Regions from separate parts of the Mus musculus genome. Here region 1 is linked to region 2. The links are chromatin loops, found by intact Hi-C in ENCODE. Cell type or tissue: gastrocnemius. All regions are shown on one strand.

Evidence for each region. Hi-C counts contacts between places; a loop is a spot of excess contacts. Peaks named below come from ENCODE experiments on the same cell type or tissue, not always from the same donor. Only the 100,000 strongest peaks of a DNase experiment are listed, where the experiment ranks them.
Region 1: a loop joins it to region 2, with 4 times the contacts of the local background. A loop is called at or near these places in 21 of 42 quality-filtered maps.

The regions. Positions count from the first base shown.
Region 1 is chr16:20,907,787-20,910,286 of GRCm38, reverse strand. No RefSeq gene overlaps it. Among named protein-coding and RNA genes, the nearest start is that of Gm6551, 20 kb to the left of the region's middle. In gastrocnemius, CTCF peaks have their summits at 1,016 and 1,217 (motif pointing left); DNase peaks (open chromatin) are centred at 1,070 and 1,287.
Region 2 is chr16:21,073,136-21,075,635 of GRCm38, reverse strand. No RefSeq gene overlaps it. Among named protein-coding and RNA genes, the nearest start is that of Gm6557, 11 kb to the right of the region's middle. In gastrocnemius, no CTCF peak of the experiment used is centred here; DNase peaks (open chromatin) are centred at 941 and 1,225.

The DNA of each region.
Region 1 (2,500 bases), 170 kb after region 2:
TCTTAGCACCATACCAGAGATGCCTGTTGTGTGGATGGACAATCAAGGAGGTAGGGCAGTGCTCTCTAAGCTAGGCACAGAACACAGGCCTGCTGATCGCTAGTGGTTACTAGATTTCTCTGAGTATTGCAGTGCTCTCTGTAGTACTCTGTGCAGCTCAACAATGAGTGAATTAGAAAAGGATCCAAGTTCAAGTCCTACACAGGGTGTGATCCCGTCACCTGCTTCCCACAACTAGAACCTTAGAAATAGCTGTCCTTCCCAAGACAACTACAAAAGCTAGAGACAGCAAACCCTTGTCTTAGCACTGAAAGCTGGACTTTTATTATTAAAAAGTCACATAGGAGGGCCAGGGTTCAGCTGACAAAGAAAACGGAGTGGAAGGAACAGAAGCAGGTACTGGATGAAGATGAAGGTGATGGAAATCTGCTATGTGCATGTATGAAGGCATCACAGTCAAGTCCATTGTCCTGTATAATGGACACATACTGACAAGGATATACTGTCTTGCTTTGTTTTGTTTTCTGAGACAGGGTCTTTCACAGAGTTCTGACTGTCCTGGAACTCACTATGTAGACCAGGTGGGCCTTGAACTCACAGAGATCTGCCTGTCTCTGCCTCCTGAGTTCTGGGATTAAACGTGTGTGACTTCCAGCAACAATGACATTTAAAAAAAAGGGGGGGGGTAGAAGAATAAACAGAGAGAGGGGTGCTTTGCTATGGTGAGATCACCCACAGGGGAAAGGAAACTCACAGATCAAGCTTGTGGTCCAGTTTCAGAGTGCCGAAGGGCCTACCCCCTGCCACCGTGTCTGAATCACCAAAGAAGAGTCACACTTTTCAGTGGCTGCTGGAACCAAAGGGACTGAAGTGTTTGCCACCCAGCAAAGTGGACCCTTTCCCTAGGCTGCTGCTTGCTTGGGAGTGGATACTGATTCCAAAGTTCTACAAAACGTTCTCAGTTCCTATTCCATGTAGCCCTCATGTTGGGAGAAGGGAGAAATATTCTCTCTCAAATTCGATCTGGCCTCCTGCAGCCTCCGGGGTGCGTGGGGTGTGCATATGGAGGTGCTTGGAGAGTCCTTGCACCAAGAATCCTTCCCCTCACCTCAGAAGGCTGGTTCAGACCCGGAAGCTCCTCCCAGGTCTCTCGGTTCTGTGAAGCACACCTATGCCCTCTAGTGGGAGGATTTTTAATTTCTCTGAAGTTCTGCTGCAGAGGGATTCTGTCCCTGCTGTAGGCTCTCTCCGGGTGGTCCTCAACTCAAAAGACGTGGAGCCTGGGGCTCTGTGAGGCAGGGGCAGTCTTGCAGGAGTCCAGCTTGGGTCAGAAACAGCTGGGCGCGCAGAGGTCGCTTCTTACCCCCACCCTCACCCCCTGCTCCATGCTGTCCCTCTGTCTTTTCAGTCCCCTCCTTCCACACAACCTGCTGCTTGGGGTTTTCACTCTCCTGGGAGATGTGGAGGGACAAAATTTCCAAGCCCTGCCACCAACTGCTTCACTTACTGAAAATCCTCTACTTCTAAGAAATGCGGAGCCCACAAAGATTTGTGAGGAAATACTGGAAGGCGGGCTGTGGAGGGGACTGCAGTTAATATTTAAACTTGGTCCTAAGTCCCGGATAGTTTCTAGACCTGGAGGATGGACCCAGGAGGTCGGACTTGCGAGTGTGTGTAGATACGTGCATGGGTTCCTCCCAGACTCTGGAAAATTAGTAAACAAAACCCACTTTCAACTCATCAGCCTCCATGGGCTTCACGATCCAGAAACCAAAGCAAAGAGAAGGGGAATGGGAGGAAAATCACAGTCTTCAAAGTGTACACACACACACACACACACACACACACACACACACACACACACACAGAGAGAGAGAGAGAGAGAGAGAGAGAGAGAGAGAGAGAGAGAGCATGGCCTGCTCTTACAGAGGATCAGAGCTGGTCTTAAGGGCTAAGCCATCTCTCCAGCCTCAACCATTCACTTTCAACACCAGTGAGTTCTTTAAGCCACATCATGTTACAGTCCTGGCTGGGCCATACATAGCCTTAGCTCTTTAACTGTCTCCTTCCTCCCAGTCAAGCAGACAAAAGACTAGTTCTTGCCAGGGTGCTAGTGGTATACTCCTTTAATCACAGCACTGAGGAGACAAAGATTGGCAAATCTCTTTGAGTTTTAGGCAGGTATGGTCTACAAAATTTCAGGACAGCTCCCCCTCCCCCCTCTCCCCCCTCCTACCCCCTCTTCCCCTCTCCCTCTCCCTCTCTCTTCTGGATTGTCATTGCCCTGCAACAGGGAATCTGTCCAGAGCTTGGGTTTTTCTCCTCCAGGAGGTTTGCTTTGCTGGCCCAGCCCAGCGAGACTCAGGCCTTTGCCTGCTTCTCTAGTTACTATTTGTTTATTTCCAGCTTAATGTCTGCTATGATCCTTAAATATCTGCATATTTATTTTATTTCATTTCTGTTTCAGTAAGTGGTTTATATATATATATATATTCTTATT
Region 2 (2,500 bases):
TTCTCCTTTCCCCCCTGAGGGCCTATAAAAACTGGGAACTCTTTCCCCTCGAGGTCGACTCCTCTACCCCTGCGTGGGATATGAGTCGTCCCCAGAGCTCTGGCTTTCCGAATAAAGCCTCATGTGGTTTGCAACAAGCTCAGTCTGTCGTGAGTTCTTGGGTGTCCACTATTGTCCTGAGGCCTGAGCGAGGGGCTCCTCTTGGAGTCTTTCAACCATCACTGCAGCTGCAGCCTTCTCTTTTCCAATCAGGAGAATTTAATCCATCTCTAGTAAGTGTAATCTGTGATGGCCTTTAGTTTATTTTTCAGTGCTGGGGACTTGCAGAGTAAACCACCTATTCAGCTATACCCATTTCAAGATATATTCTCTCTCTCTCTCTCTCTCTCTCTCTCTCTCTCTCTCTCTGTCTCTCTCTCTGTCTCTCTGTCTCTCTCTCTCCACTTTGAAGACCGTGATTTTCCTCCCATTCCCCTTCTCTTTGCTTTGGTTTCTGGATCGTGAAGCCCACGGAGGCTGATGAGTTGGAAGTGGGTTTTGTTTTTTGTTTTGTTATTTTCCAGAGTCTGGGAGGAACCCATGCACTTATCTACACACACTCGCAAGTCCAACCTCCTGGGTCCATCCTCCAGGTCTAGAAACTATCTGGGACTTAGGACCAAGTTTAAATATTAACTGCAATCCCCTCCACAGCCTGCCTTCCAGTATTTCCTCACAAATCTTTGTGGGCTCCGCATTTTTTCGAAGTAGAGGATTTCCAGTAAGTGAAGCAGTTGGTGGCAGGGCTTGGAAATTTTGTCCCTCCACATCTCCCAGGAGAGTGAAACCCCCAAGCAGCAGGTTGTGTGGAAGGAGGGGACTGAAAAGACAGAGGGACAGCATGGAGCAGGGGGTGAGGGTGGGGGTAAGAAGCGACCTCTGTGCGCCCAGCTGTTTCTGACCCAAGCTGGACTCCTGCAAGACTGCCCCTGCCTCGCTGAGCCCCAGGCTCCACGTCTTTTGAGTTGAGGACCACCCAGAGAGAGCCTACAGCAGGGACAGAATCCCTCTGCAGCAGAACTTCAGAGAAATTAAAAATCCTCCCACTAGAGGGCATAGGTGTGCTTCACAGAACCGAGAGACCTGGGAGGAGCTTCCGGGTCTGAACCAGCCTTCTGAGGTGAGGGGAAGGATTCTTGGTGCAAGGACTCTCCAAGCACCTCCATATGCACACCCCACGAACCCCCGGAGGCTGCATGGGCTCCCACAGGAACTGAGTCAGCCCTGTAGATCAATAAAGTGAAAGATGTCAACCACCTTAACATCCTGCCCTTGGGGTCTTTATGCCTCTCTATTCTGCATTCTGAATGGTCCCTTTGGCTGAATGTGAATTCTTTGTTGGCTGCTGCACTGTCTACAGTTCTTTATCTCAGTAGCTCATCACACGCACACACACAAACACACGCACACACACAAACACACACACACACAAAACCTCCAATGTTGCTTTTGAATTTTTCATATCCTCACATCAAAATGTAAATTCAGCTCTTATCACCATGGACTCAGTCAGCAACACTTCACTTAGCCTATATTGAATAAGCCCAGCAGCTTGGGAATGTAATTCTGTGGTCCACAGCTTCTATCATATTATCCATTTTGCCTCCCCACCCCCCCACCCTTGCTTTATACATTACGTGCTTTCCATCAGTTTGTTTGGAATTACTATTTTGAGGATGAATTTGAGAGAGAATATGTCTTCCTTCTCCCAACATGAGGGCTACATGGAATAAGAACTGAGAACGTTTTGTAGAACTTTGGAATCAGTATCCACTCCCAAGCAAGCAGCAGCCTAGGGAAAGGGTCCACTTTGCTGGGTGGCAAACACTTCAGTCCCTTTGTTTCCAGCAGCCACTGAAAAGTGTGACTCTTCTTTGGTGATTCAGACACGGTGGCAGGGGGTAGGCCATGGGTGACTCCCTTCGGCACTCTGAAACTGGACCACAAGCTTGATCTGTGAGTTTCCTTTCCCCTGTGGGTGATCTCACCATAGCAAAGCACCCCTCTCTCTGTTTATTCTTCTACCCCCCCCCCTTTTTTTTTAAAAAAAAATGTCATTGTTGCTGGAAGTCACACACTTTTAATCCCAGAACTCAGGAGGCAGAGACAGGCAGATCTCTGTGAGTTCAAGGCCCACCTGGTCTACATAGTGAGTTCCAGGACAGTCAGAACTCTGTGAAAGACCCTGTCTCAGAAAACAAAACAAAGCAAGACAGTATATCCTTGTCAGTATGTGTCCATTATACAGGACAATGGACTTGACTGTGATGCCTTCATACATGCACATAGCAGATTTCCATCACCTTCATCTTCATCCAGTACTTGCTCCTGTTCCTTCCACTCCGTTTTCTTTGTCAGCTGACCCCCGGCCCTCCTATGTGACTTTTTAATAATAAAAGTCCAGCTTTCAGTGCTAAGACAAGGGTTTGCTGTCTCTAGCTTTTGTAGTTGTCTTGGGAAG